Linked DNA regions of Homo sapiens: region 1 is linked to region 2. The links are chromatin contacts, found by Hi-C or POLR2A ChIA-PET in ENCODE. All regions are on one chromosome and are shown on one strand. Each heading gives the region's core, a stretch centred on a gene start or an enhancer-like site at or near the end of the contact. The rest is flanking DNA. Distances are from core to core; before and after follow the strand shown. Region 1 overlaps ARHGAP22 (Rho GTPase activating protein 22). Region 2 has its middle 16 kb from the start of WDFY4.

What was found. A loop is a pair of places that touch in the nucleus more often than their neighbours do. ChIA-PET counts read pairs that join two places held with the same protein, here RNA polymerase II (POLR2A). Pooled maps may share reads with other maps.
Region 1: a loop to region 2 is called in a map of OCI-LY7, with 3 times the contacts of the local background. The contact joins two enhancer-like sites. A Hi-C loop is called at or near these places in 5 of 168 maps with a recorded cell type or tissue (A673, B cell, GM11168 and 2 more), 1 of 37 single-sample maps with no recorded cell type and 3 of 50 pooled maps. POLR2A ChIA-PET finds 5 or more read pairs at or near these places in 5 of 52 experiments (AG04450, B cell, GM12878 and 2 more).

Annotation. Positions count from the first base shown.
Region 1 is chr10:48,570,298-48,577,516 of GRCh38, reverse strand. All of the region lies in intron 2 of ARHGAP22 (Rho GTPase activating protein 22), which reads left to right. Among named protein-coding and RNA genes, the nearest start is that of ARHGAP22, 31 kb to the left of the region's middle. RefSeq lists enhancers at 68-117, 2,488-2,989. Within about 2 kb of position 3,081, at least 3 of the 41 ENCODE cell types and tissues checked have a DNase peak (open chromatin) inside an H3K27ac peak, as active enhancers do; they include B cell and OCI-LY7, where a contact is called at or near this core.
Region 2 is chr10:48,665,531-48,672,836 of GRCh38, reverse strand. No RefSeq gene overlaps it. Among named protein-coding and RNA genes, the nearest start is that of WDFY4, 16 kb to the left of the region's middle. RefSeq lists enhancers at 45-114, 4,268-4,387 and a silencer at 4,588-4,637. Within about 2 kb of position 4,701, at least 5 of the 41 ENCODE cell types and tissues checked have a DNase peak (open chromatin) inside an H3K27ac peak, as active enhancers do; they include B cell and OCI-LY7, where a contact is called at or near this core.

The DNA of each region.
Region 1 (7,219 bases), core at 1,832-4,331, 94 kb after region 2:
TTTTCTCCAGTAAATTTCTCCAGAGGTTCTCCAGTAAAATGGCGGAGGTGGACCCTCCTGTGTATGCCCTCCCCATCCTCCGACGCCACCCAGTCAGCTCCATAGAGAACCATTCTCAAGTGGGAGTGATAGGCCTGGTTCAGCAGACATTTGAGGAAACACTCTCATTTGAGGAACCAAGACAAAAAGAGGAAGAAAACAAAAAGCAAGTTGCAGGCAGCAGATACTGTGCAGGGGGAAGAAAACTGTTATACAAAACTACTGTAATATCCTCAGAGAGAATCTCTAAATACGGAAGAGTCAGAGGAGGAACCGATCCCCAGAAGTCAGAAATAAGATATCATGAATAAAAAACTCCAAAGAAGGGTTGGATGAAAACTTGACACTTCTAGGAAGAAGAGGACAATAAGAGAGACAACCCAATGTCCGAATAGAAGGAGTTTTAGAAAAAGAGAAGAGAGAAATGAAGGAAAAAGAGTCTTTAGAGAAATGCTTGAAATAAACTCCCCAGGATGGGAGTATAAACACTAAATACTAACTGAGATAACCAAAATTACCATGGAGATTTGGGAAGGTGTGTGGTTGGGTGGCGGTGGGTGGCGGTGTGGGGAGGGATGGGTGAGTGGAGAAGGGGCAGAAAGCAAAATCTCACTGCCCATGCTAGGAATTCCACAGACAATGACTAAAATGTAAAATCAAAAAGGAGTAACATAAGCATACTAATTAGAAATAAATATCTTAAAAAAAGGAGAAAGATAGAAAAGAAACCTCATCTGAGACCATAGAACGTGGTGACAGATTCAGGCAATGGCAGGGGAAGAATTTGCTGCCTCATGATAAGCCGTGTAGAACTCTTGATTCTTCAAACTATGTGCAAGTGTAAACTTTCATTGTAAAAAAAAAGTGAAATAAGATGGAAATAATTTATTTTTGAGATTTTGAGCATACAAATAAGACAAGTCAGAGCCATGGGGCAGGGATGTGAGGCAGGGGAGTGAGTTGGTAACAGGGTCAGCTTGCATTTTTTCTGTGTTATTGTAATTTCTCACGTTGAGACTATCTTCATGTAAGTCCATATTTTAAAGTATTTTAAAAATTTAAACAAGAAAAGAAAAACTATAACCAAAAAACGGAATGCAGCAGGGCCACAGTGCTAGAGGTTCTTTGGATGACCAGGAGGAGAATGGGGAGGCCAGGCCAGGGGCTCCCTCTTCTAGAAAGGGCCACTGAGCCCCACGCTGGCCTCTGAAGAGGCCCTGGCATATTGGAGGTTCTTGGAAGATGTGTTTAGAATGAACCTAGGAATGTGTGGGAGGTCCATGGATGCTATGTGTCTGGCAGTCCACACCCAGTGGGGAGCCCATAGTCTCTGACGTAGGGCATAGGATGCTCATCCTACAGGCAGGAACACAAAATGCAGATGTGGGACTAGAGGACTCCTGTAAAGGGGCTTCACTGCCACACCCAGGATCTAGGTCCTCACTTCGTGGGCTGCGATAGGGGTCAGTGAAGGTTGTGGGTTGCTTATACTTGGCCATCAGAGCCCCAAGAGGAGAGTCATCCTGCAGCAGCACAGATAGGGGCTGACCAGGACCAGGCTGGAAGCAGAAAGGCCACTTAGATGGGGCTGGTGTTCTAATATCAGCTGAGGCCAAGAAAATCCTCACCATGCTGGAACAAGGGCTGGGGGCCTTGGAAGAAGCAGGGGAGGGAACATGGCAGGTGGAGTTTGGAATCCACACTTCCCCCTCCCACCTACCTGCCATGGCTGATGCAACATTATGTTCTAGAAGAGGCAATTTAAAAATCACTTTGAGAGCAGGCTAGGTTTCTGTTGTATGTTTTATTTTTTTTCCAGGAGAATAAGTGAGGGAAGCTCAGCAATAAGGAGCCATAGAAGATTGATTTAAAGTTTGATGTGATTGAGTAAAAGCTTGAGACTGGTGGGGAGAAAGTCAAGATGGATGGGAAAGCACATGCACTTCTAGGAGTGGAACATTAATATTGGACAGTCGGAAACCAGAAATCTTTAAGAAAGAGGAAACCTCAGGGGAAGAAAGAGAGGCCATCCTATCCCATAACTTGAAAGTCACAGGAATATTTCAGCCTGCAGGGAATCTTCATTTCCCACCCCATTGTTTACCAAACTTGCACGTCAAAAACAAAAACAAAAAATAAAATGTTGCTTTCATGAACTCTGTTACTCCATTCTCCCATTGCTATAAAGAAATACCTGAGACTGGATAATTTTTTTTTAAAGAGGTTTAATTGGCTCATTGTTCTGCATGCTGTACAGGAAGCATGATGCTGACCTCTGCTCAGCTTCTGGAGATGCCTCAGGAAACTTAGAATCATGGCGGAAGGCAAAGAGGGAGCAGTCATGTCACATGGCCAGAGCAGGAGCAAAAGAGAGAGCAGGGAGGTGCCACACACACTTTTAAACCACCAGATTTCGTGAGAATTCACTCTATTTTGAGGACAGCACCAAGAAGATGGTGCTAACCACTCAAGAGAAACCGCCCCCATGATCCAAATACCTTCCGCCAGGCCCCACCTCCAACACTGGGGATTACAATTAAACATGAGATTTGGATGGAGACACAGAGCCAAACCATATCACGCTCCTTCCCTGAGTCCTTGACCTGGAGTAGATGCCTGGGTTGTCTCCATTTCTCAAATGAGGAAACTGAAGGACTGACATCAGGCCAAGACTAACAGGTACTCACTCTCAGATAGCGCCTGAAAGCTGACACAAGTTCAGTGAGACTGCTAGGACAACCCCCTGCCGTGCCATTAATGTCTGCCCACAAAAACCTCACACCTTTGGCTGGCTCTATCTTCCATGGCCCTCATCTCAGCACCACCTGGGGGTACGATGAAGATGCCATCAGGTGTCGGAGCTCATCTTGTGCTCACAGCTCACAGGACCGCCCCTGTGTCAGATGCCCTTCACTTCTGGACCTCATAACCTCCACCCAGCTCAAGTTGACTTAGCAAGCCCTAACTGTGCATCCTTCATAAGCTGTAAATTGTTACTCAAACCAGCCAAGAGGATGTCACTGCTATTATTATTGCATTACTGTTTTGATATTGCTGTTGTTATTTATAACACTTCCTCAATTTAATTTCTGTTCTCCATTCTATATCATAAACCTCATTCAGGTGGGGCTTCAATCTGTCTTATTATTTCTCTTTTCCTATCACCTAGCGGTACTTGACACATAATTGGTATCCAGTAATATTGGGTGCTTACTTGAATAATTGAATGAATGAATGAATAAATGAGAAAAATAAATGGAATGAATGAGTGCATAGTGTGACCCATATTTGTATTAGATCCTCAATGGAAAAATAATTTATTGCTTTTGTAAAGTGCCTGAGAATTGGCAAAGAGCTTATTGACTGCCTTCCCTATCAGACTGTAAGCCCAACAAGGTGAGGTTTTTGTCTATCTTGTTTATCTCTGTGTCTCAGTATCCAGAACAATGTCTGACACATAGTAGAAGCTCAATAAACACTTGTTCAATAAACATTCACACAGCATCTCCACAAGGCCAGGCACAATCAATTTCCACTGTACTGGTAGAGAATGTGGGGCTCAAAAAGGTAGAATGAAAGCTTGCATACTATAATGGAAAAAACCATAATATTTGGAACCAGAATACCTGGCTTCAAGTCCCATTTATACCACCTACTAGCTATAGATTTGGGAAGATCATTGAAGCCCTCTTGTTCCTACTTTTGGTGTGGTCCTTTGAGGCTGTGGCTTCACTAAGCATTGGACAAATGGAAGTTGCTGTGGTTGATAGTGTTGTCAATGCTGCCTAAACACTCAGAGATAAGACTATTACAATTCTTAGAATGGGTTCTGAAATGAAAGACCTTCAAGAAGCATGCGAAGGCATCTAATATGAATTATAAAAAGGAAGTTGCAGATCTAGAAAACAATGATTGCCTGAACATGCAGAGCTCCCTGAGACCAGCCCTTCAGATGGTCTTCACTCCCTTTCTTGATTAGGAGTCCAGACTCGTGGGTGGTAAGTCTGCCACGAATACCTGGTGTCTAAATTTTAGCATGTCATATTACAGGATCTTGCGTGATAGAGAAAAATGGCAGATTTCTCTTGAGTAACCAGGATGGTTCTAGCTGGTAACTAGAGAAGATATTTCACTCTCTGAGCCTCAGTTTCCTCCTTGTAAGTTGAGAATAACCACACCTATCTTATAGGACTATGGTGAGAGTAAACTCATGCGGTAAACCATGTAGGAAATACCCTAGTTGTGGCCTTCTCCCCTGGGTGGAACTTTACCCTATGAAGGTTTAGCAAATCATTCAACACAATCAAACAGTGGAGTCTAGGGGCAGGCGACATGGCTCCAACCTCGCCTCTGCCTTACTTCGTGAGTTTGATCAACAGTTTGAATCTAAATAAAAGCTAACTTTTATATATCTGATGAACCAGGCTCTGTTCTAAGTGTTTTGCATGTATTAACTTGCTTTAATTCCCACAGCAACTCTGCAAGATACATGGTAGATAATCCCAAAGATGGCTGCCACTTATTCCTGCCCCTTCTCCCAACAAGCAGAGCCTATTTCCCTTCCCCTTGAATCTGAGCTGTCTTTGTGACTATTTGACAAACAGAATAAGACAGAAGTGATGCCATGCCATTTCCAGGTTTGGTCTCTGTTAACTTAAAAATCACACAATTTATAAATTTAGAAAGGAGATCTTATTTTTCGTAAAGCATTGCAACCTGCAGGCTGGCCATCTGCAGGTTGGGAAGCATAGCCTCTGGTAGACCCGGAAAGGCAGGCACTTTGAGGGAATGGATGGTAAGGCAGGAATTTGTCCTGAACAGATTAGCTAAGTAGGGTTACAGGAGGAGCTATGAATATTCACAAAGAGGGTCCTGACTCATGCCTACTGAACATCCATATTAAATGTGACTCATATTCACTCTGGAGCAGAGGCTTAACATTTAAATGCATTGCAGGCAGGCCCTATACAGCAATAGGTGAAGCAGGGACATGAAGGCCCTCTGTGTGCAGCCTCTTGTTAACTGGTCAGAGCCAGCCTATTGTTGGTGGTCTTTTATCAGGAGAAAGTTACTGACATCCATCTCTTGTCCAATCAAAGCTGTAGTTGTGACTTGTGGACCAGGGGTTGGGGGTCAGTTAGTCAAGGTCTAACGGTGAACTACAATTGTTTTAGCACTTGTTTCTTAGGGCTAGTGCCTGTTTAACTGCTAGAGAAAAAGAAAAACCTGTGGCAGTTAGAACATTGTTTATTCTTTAAGTGTACAGGTGTATGACTTAAGTGTTGGTTGGTTGGAATGGCCTTGGGTCTTATTTATAATTTGGTATCTTATTGCCATAAAGTCAGTTGTGTGATCACTACTGTAACATTATTGCTGGTCGGATGTGGTGTCTAAACTGAAGAAGGATGTAGCAAGGCATGTTTGACCTCCTATCACAGCCAGGAACTCAGTTTTTAAGGTTTCCCTAGGTTCCCCTTGGCCAAGAGTGTATTTATTTGGTCAGGTGGGGGCCTTAGAGTTTAATTTTAGATCTCATCCCTAAGAAACCAAGCATGTTTCTGCTTTGCTCTGAAAAGCCGCCACCATTCTGTAAGAATGTCTGAATGGACCACAGAATGATGAGGAAGCGTGAATGAGAGAAAAACCACACAGCCTAGATGAATGAGTGAGGCCTTCCTTCCTGGACCTTATAGCCCAGCTCAGCTGCCAAATGCAACTGTGTCAGTGACTCTGGACCAAGCTATATAGAGCAGAAGAAACATCCACTGATCCCTGCCACGGTATCATGGCAAATAACAGATCACTATTTTGTAGGCAATAAGTTTTGGAGTTTTCTTACACAGCAGTAGATGATTGAAACAATTTAGGAATGAGTACTATCACCACTGTCCCAATAAGGAAACTGAGGCACAAAGAGATTAGGTGACTTTCTTAAGATGCATAGAAATTAGAACAAGGGAGGGGAAGCCCCACCAAGCTTTTCCATGGTCAGACCAGGTCACTTCTGGAGAGTGACGGTCCCCTCAAGGCACTATATTTTCAAGAACAGGGCAGCAAGGATGGAGAGGAGTCCAAACTCATGTCCATAGGAGGAATAACTGAATAAGTCATCTGGAGAAAAGAAATCTTGCTAAGGGGCAGTATATGAAGCTCTGAATCCTTATATGAACAAGACCAGAAGACAAATGGACAGACTCCCCGATTTGTCTTCTACACTCCATTCCACACTTCATTCTGATGGAGTGGTCTACTGGGTGGTAGCGGGCTCCAGTCCCTGGTGCTGGACAAGTAGAGGCCAGACTATTAGTAGATTAAGTGGCTTGGAGAAGAGCTGACCACTGGGTAGCAAGTTGGCCAGAAATGATCTCCAAGAGCCCTCTCAACTCCAAAAGTCAAAAGTTCATCCGAGACCTTATAAGGCAAAGAGGAATGGAAGAAAAAGAACTACATTCAGCCAAATCCTAGCAGTTTTCAGAAGTTCCACCCTAGATGAGTCAAAAACGAGGCCAAAGAAGCAGGCATGCTCTGGAGGTCTGGCCAGAGCAGGGCAGTTTCCCAGAAGTCCCACTGTGGGCACCCCTGGCAGTCCTCAATGGCCGTTTCGTGCAGAGCGTTTGGAACCCTGGCTCCACTATTGGGCCAGGTGAAGGTCTCTGGGGAGACACAGTTGGTGGCAAGAGAGCTGATGGATACAGACCTTGATGCCATGGGGCCCTTGAAGATAGGGTCACTCATGGATCTCATTGCTCTTGGTGAATTTGCCCCTGACCTCCTGAGAAGCCCTGAAGAGTCTGACTTCAATCCCTCCTTCCTACTTCCCACCTGCAAGTCTCTGTCCACAAAAGAACAAGCAACTGATTACCTCCCAAGCTGCTCCCATAGATCTTGCCACAGCAAATTTCAGTCAGTCTGTCTACACTCAGAAAAAAACAAACCTGAGCATAAAAGACAGGCTCTGATGCATCCCTCAGACCCTCTCTGCCCCAGGATAAGCCAGCGATGATTGAAAAGTGTCTTCTGCAGCACGTTAGAGAGCACCTTGAGTTAATTAGGAACTGAGCTTCACACTCCCATTAGTGCTGCAGAAGAAAAATTCAACAACAGATATTTCCTTTTTTAAAATGTCCTGGGGGACAACTTGAAATGCTTCTTCTGTGAAGAATTACTCATTGGAGTCATA
Region 2 (7,306 bases), core at 3,452-5,951:
AGAGCAGCTGGCCCAAAGCCTGGCACGCAAGTGGGCACACGGCAAATGTAGCTGCTGGATCACAGTCATGTCTATTCTTTGTCATTATTATCCTTTGTGCCTCTCCTCTCTGGGCTGTCTGTGGAATGGGGAGGAATCTGTTGAACTAGACGGCCCATCAGGTATCTTCCTGCTAGCACTCTGCGAGGAATCCATCTTCATTTCTGAAGGTGGCCTGGAGATTCTTCTATTTCCCTCTGGGCTGTGCAGTCAGTTAAGAGAGGATTAACCTGGGAAAAACCCGCCCACCGATATTTGAATATCTCACCTCAGCGGCCAGCGGGCGGAAGCCCCAGAGCAGCCTCCAGCACTCCCTGGCCTCTTGCTGATCGAGGTTTCTCACCAACAACCCCAGGGGCCAGTGTTGGCATCCACCCCAGCCCTGCGGAGAGAGATGCTTTCTGCTCATGCACCTCAGTTTGGCCCAGTGAACACCTGCACCACCCAAGTGCCGTGGGGTGGGATCTGGCCGGTGATGGTGATCAGGTGACTGGGTCAGTGGGGGTCAGCCCCCTAGTCAGAGCAATCGCCCAAGGCCAGGACTCCAGCTCCCAGTGAACAAACCTGGCTGTTCCCGCCACAACCAGGGAGGCACCTGGGAGAGGCCCTGCGCGGGGCAGCCTAGACGGGTCTCAGCCAGGGACAGGAGCCAGACGCTCCTGCCCCTAAGAGGGCCCCTTACAGCGGGTCATTGAGAGACTGCCCAGGGACACACAGGAGGGGGCACGCTGAGTGAGAAGACGCCAAGGGGACTATGGGCCACGCTCTCTGGGCCTGGGAGGCTGGGGCTGGTGGGGACAGAGTGCTGCGTGAGGTCGAGGTTGGCAGCCCCCTGGGAGCAGCGCGGGAAGAGGGGGTGGGGGCTTCGCTCGTGGACCTGCGAGCTTGGGCAAGGTTTGACACTTTTCCGTGGAGGAGCTTCCCTCCCGGCTCCTGCAGAGATAAATACAGGAAAGGCCTGCCTCCCTTCCTCTGGTGCAGATCCCTCGCCTGGTCTTCTCTGCTGCTTTACAGCCCCTCCCGACAGCAGCTTTTGTCAGAGGGGAAGCCCGGGCCCTGCAGGTGGGGCCGGCTCCGCGCTCCAGTGGCTGCCTCGCCCGAGCCCCTGCGGCCTCCGCTGACGCCCAACCTCGAACACGCCCCGCCAGAGCCTGTGCCCTGTGCCGTGGGCTTGGCCTCAGCCTCCACGGTGGAGAGGAGCCTTGGGGACCCTGCCCCAGGGCACCGTTCCCAGGCGGAAGGGACAGGTCCTGGTCCCGCCACCCGTTGCTGGAGCGGGGGCAAGAGGGAAAATCTTTGGAGTCATACCAGTGATCTCGGGGGCACGGAGGCTCTGTTCCCTCATCAGAAAATGAAGATCACAGCTGTTTCACAGATTTTGTTTTCATGAGAATTCAATAGAATAAGGGTGTGAAGCTGGTAGACCTGGAACAGCCCCCTTCCCGCCAGGGCCCTGCCTGAGGGCACGTCAGTGACTGCACAGTGCATTTACAGGGCCTCTAGGGCCAGAAGAGAGGGGAAGCCTTCCCTGCCCCTGCCCTGCCCTCAGTCACTGGGGAACAAAATACCCTCTCAGACAGCAATTCCTCCTTTTTGAAAGGGATTATGAGACAAGATGGGAACATTAGACATTGACTTCTTTTTGTCGGGGGAACACCACATTTTCTGGGGGAGGATACACTGGGGATATTGGATTCTCTGTCTTGATTCTCTGCTGCAGGAGAGAAGGAACCTGCCAGTGTAAGCCACTAAACTGCAGGACTCTGAGCAGGGCACTGAACTTCCTGAAGCCTTTTTTGTTTGTTTGTTTGTTTATACATGTGAGGTAATGAGAATTGAAAAATAAGAATGTACCATATGGCAAAGTGCAATGTTTAGCACTTTGTGAATTACTGTGATGTAGACAGGCACAAAATGTGGCAGCTCTCCAGTGTAACAGGAGAATTCTGCTCCCCCCCCAACCCCCCCACCCCACCCCCACCCCCCGCTGGTGGAGGGGAAGGTGAAGGGCCATGAGAACTGGACACAGGAATTAAGTGTGACTTCAGGCCTTCTGGGATGTTTCTACATATAGTGGAAATCAAAATATACTGTAAAAGGGATTACTGCAAAGTAAATAAGGTCCAGGCTGGAGGAAGCAGAAGTTGCATTTTTAATAGTAGATATTGGTTTCTTTTTACTTATAAAATAATACTTGCACCTGGAAAACAAAAGTCAGTTTATAAGAACATAAAAAGAAGTTTCCCTTTTGCCCCTGACCATTTTCCATTTGCCCAAATAATCACCAAGAGTAGTTGTTTTTAGATATTCTGATCTTCATTATAACTTCAACTAATAAACTTCTTTAGGATTTATGAATTTTTGACAATATCTTTGGGCCTTCAGACATAAAAAATAAGAAAATTAGAGTGCTTACACTATCTCCTTCTTACTCTCTTCTACTCCTGATTTGTAATTATATTTTTATTTTATCCTTCTAAATGTTGCCTTTTCAACTCTGTTCATTATATTTTACATACCTTTCAATAATTTCCTTCATGACCTTAAATAGTATATTCACTTTTTTATGTATCAAATTAAGATGGCATTCACAACTATGAAAGACAAGAATAGAGGTTGAGTATCCCTAATCCAAAATGAAAATCTGAAATGCTCCAAAATCTGAAACTTTTTGAGCCCTGAGATAATATTCACATGAAAAGCTCATTGGGCTGTGTCAGATTTCAGATTCTCAGATTAGGGATGCTCAACCAGTAAGCATGGTGCAAATATCCCCAAATCTAAAACAATCAAAAATCCAAAACATTTCTCGTTCCAAGCATTTTGTTTTGTTTAATTTTCTTTGTTTTTAATTTTTGGGTGTACATAGTAGGTATATATACTTATGGGGTACACGAGATGTTTTGATACAGGAATGCAATGTGAAATAATCACATCATGGAGAATGGGGTACCCATCCCCTCAAGCATTTATCCTTTGTGTTACAAACCCAAGCGTTTTGGATAAAGGACATTCAATCTGTACTGATGTAGTTATTCTTCCTCCCTTGCTCCTCCCCATCTTTTGTTTTCTATATTATTATTTTTATATCATCATGGTTTAAAATATTTGTATTAGCTAACTAAAAGTGTCTTACTTGCTTTGTTTATAGGTCAACTCTAAAAACTAGAAAGCAAATATATAGCATTGACAATATTGTGATTTCAAAGATAATATTCACAGTAGAATTGAAATTCTATGTGGTTGATCCAGAAAGAAGAAAGATACTTCTGTGCCATTAAAACTAAAATTAAATTATATAAACATATAATTTAATAACTTATGTTATTATACAAAGGTAATTAATACTCAAAATGCACCACTCTATTACATTTTGCTGTTACCTAAATAGGCGAGGCACGCCTGTAGTTCTGAGTGGTGGAAACCCTCTATCCTGGTGGCTACTGCATGTTCCTTCCCAACTCTGCATGTAGGGATGTCATGTTGGTAGCTTCCAATTGTCCACAGAGGGAGAATTTACACCATGGAAATTGGAAAACCCTACAAACAAGGGCTTGGTTTATTGTTTTGTTCGTTAGACTTCAGAAAAGGGAGGTTAATAATGTAGATTAAACTTAAATTGTGCTATGTCTATAGCCCTTGCATTGTGAATAGTGCAAAGATTGAGATAATATTTTTCCCATATTTGAAAACTATTATCCAAGTAAACAAAGTCACTCACACCCGTTGACAAATGAGTGAAGTTCCAATATAAGCTAGTGCTGAATCTGAAAGTGGCTGCAGGATAATCAATATAGTTTGTATGGGAAGGAGACATCACTTAGCAGCAGATTACACATCAGATTTCATGACTATAAATGTATTAGATAAAGTGCTGTGGATTGGAATGCAACTCCATTTGTCAAATAATGGTTAAATTGAGACCATAGATTGGCTAGGGATACCAATGTTTGGCAAAAATCAGTGAAAGCATTCTGTTAGAATCAATCAACTATAAGGAATTTACAACATAGAGTATTGCCTGTTTTATTATTATTATTTGTAAAGTGTTCATTACACATCCTTTATAGCAGTAAAATTTATAACAATCATAAATATGTATATATATATATATATTTATATTCTTTTTTTTAGGGGTGGGTTAAGCATTTACCAGCACACCACTATATCAGAGGTTTGTCTGATCTTACCACTACCTCACATAAGAGAGTAGGAGGAAATGAAGAGGAATGCTTCTTCCTCCCTGGCTCTGGGGCCAATAGGGTCCCAGGGGTTTTCAGACTCATTGGTAACATAAGAAGGACTCATCACCAGAGAAGCAGGGTGAGAAGCAGCTGGTAGGGCAGGTTATTTCCAGAGCCTCTGCATCTATAAATAGGGGTTGTAGGACCCTCCCTGCCTGCCCTCATGAGCAGTTGCGACATTTGGGATGACATCAGGCCCAGGGAAGGCAAAACAGTGGCAATATTTGCTTCTTAAGGAGGAGTCCCCATCCCCACCACCAAATACCAAGAAGACGTGTGGCTCAAATGACCCATGCCACCCACCCGCAGCAGGGCCTACCAAAAGCTAGCCCAATTCTGAGGTATGGGGAAGGGCAGGGAGGTGAAGCCACTTCTGCTTTTTGCCCTCGTCTGCTGAAGGACCAGCCCAGGGGGCACATTTGAATTCTCAAACCTTAGCCGCAGATTCACTTCAAGTTTTGAGAAGAAATTCACGGGCAGTTTCATTATAACTGGCTGGGTCCTCTGCAGAAGTGCCTCTCTGTGCTTCCGGAGAAACTGTGAAATGTGGGGATAATTGCTGTAAATATTGATGGGCGTAACTTTGTCACCCACCAAGATCAATTGCCTTTTGCTTCCAGAAATTTCTTGTGAAAAACCCCAAAATTAAAATATTTGTTATTTACCCTTCTGTGAATTTATCCTAAGAAAATGATCCAACATTGAGAAGGCTTCTTATACATTTGCTTCAAACCTTTTTTTTTTTTTTTTTTTGAGGCGGAGTCTTGCTCTGTCGCCCAGGCTGGAGTGCAGGGCGCGATCTCGGCTTACTGCAAGCTCTGCCTCCAGGGTTCATGCCATTCTCCTGCCTCAGCCTCCCAAGTAGCTGGGACTACAGGTACCCACCTCCCCGCCTGGTTAATTTTTTGTATTTTTAGTAGAGACGGGGTTTCACGGTGTTAGCCAGGACGGTCTTGATCTCCTGACCTGGCCATCTGCCCGCCTCGGTCTCCCAAAGTGCTGGGATTACATGAGTGAGCCACCACACCCGGCCTTCAAACCATTTTTTAAATGATAGAAGAATATGGGCCCATAAATAAACACAAAAGTAACTCCTCATGTGGAAAAGTGCTCTCTGCATATTGGAAATAATCTGAAGTGTTCAATCTTAGACTTTAAAGTAACATGGTATACAGTGAGTAATATGCTGTTTCAGACATCATTTTTAATACCGTAAGGATATGCTTAATTTATAATGTTAAGTTAGAAAGCAGGTGAGCAGTCTGGCTGCAGGCACCGGCTCTGGGGTTGAAGTGCCTGGGTGGGAGTCCTGCCTCTGTGCCTTACTGGCTGCCTGACCTTCAGTTCTGTAAGCCTCGGCTTCCTCATCTATCCAATGGGTACTACAGCAGTAGCCTTCTTTCTGAGTGGTTTCAAGGGAAGCAGTGGAATGGCTCCCAGCACCCAGCACATAGTGAGTCTTCAACATTATTTATAACCAGCTTTGTCACTGCATCCATGGCAAATCAATCCACTGACAAAACGCTGGAGAGAAATGCTACAAACTGCCCAGTCTTAGTATCTGAAGCAGTTAAAATAATACAGGGAAGAGATCTTACTGTGTGGAAATCTCATGAAATGAACAGCATACTCACTGCTAAAGGAGACTTGTGGCTGTCAGCTAACCATTTACTTAAATATCAGGCTCTATTACTTGAAGGGCCAGTGCTGCAACTGCGCACTTGTGCAACTCTTAATCCAGCCACATATGTCCCAGACAATGAAGAAAAGATAGAACATAACTGTCAACAAGTAATCGCTCAAACCTATGCCACTTGAGGGGACCTTTTAGAGGTTCCCTTGACTGATCCCAACCTCAACTTGTATACTGGTGGAAGTCCCTTTGTAGAAAAAGGACTTTGAAAAGCAGGGGTTGCAGTGGTCAGTAATAAAGGAATACTTGAAAGTAATCCCCTCACTCCAGGAACTAGTGCTCAGCTGGCAGAACTAATAACCCTCACTCGGGCACTAGAATTAGGAGAAGGGAAAAGGGTAAATATATATACAGACTCTAAGTCTGCTTACCTAGTCCTCCATGCCCATGCAGCAATATGGAGAGAAAGGGAATTCCTAATTTCCGAGGGAACACCTATAGAACATCAGGAAGCCATTAGGAGATTACTATTGGCTATACAGAAACCTAAAGAGGTGGCAGTCTTACACTGTTGGGGTCACCAGAAAGGAAAGGAAAGGGAAATAGAAAGGAACCGCCAAGCGGATCTTAAAGTCAAAAGAGCCGCAAGGCAGGACCCTCCATTAGAAATGCTTATGGAAGGGCCCCTAGTACAGGGTAATCCCCTCCGGGAAACCAAGCCCCAGTATTCAGCAGGAAAAATAGAATAAGGAACCTCACAAGGACATACTTTCCTCCCCTCCAGATGGCTAGCCACTGAAGAAGGAAAAATACTTTTGCCTGGAGCTAACCAATAAAATTACTTAAAAGCCTTCACCAAACCTTCCACTTAGGCATCGATAGCACCCATCAGATGGCCAAATTATTATTTACTGAACCAGGCCTTTTCAAAACTATCAAGCAGATAGTCAGGGCCTGTGAAGTGTGCCAAAGAAGTAATCCCCTGCACTGCAGGCCATACATTTCAATCCCTGTATCTTTAACCGCCTTGTTAAGTTTGTGTCTTCCAGAATTAAAACTGTAAAACTACAAATCGTTCTTCAAATGGAACCCCAGATGCAGTCCATGTCTAAGATCTCCCGCGGACCCCTAGACTGGCCTGCTAGCCCATGCTCTGGTGTTAATGACATCGAAGTCACTCCTCCTGAGGAAATCTCAACTGCACAACCCCTACTATGCCCCAGTTCAGCAGGAAGCAGTTAGAGTGGTCATCAGCCAACCTCACCAACAGCACTTGGGTTTTCCTGTTGAGAGAGGGGACTGAGAGACAGGACTAGCTGGATTTCCTAGGCCGATTAAGAATCCCTAAACCTAGCTGGGAAGGTGACCGCATCCACCTTTAAACACGGGG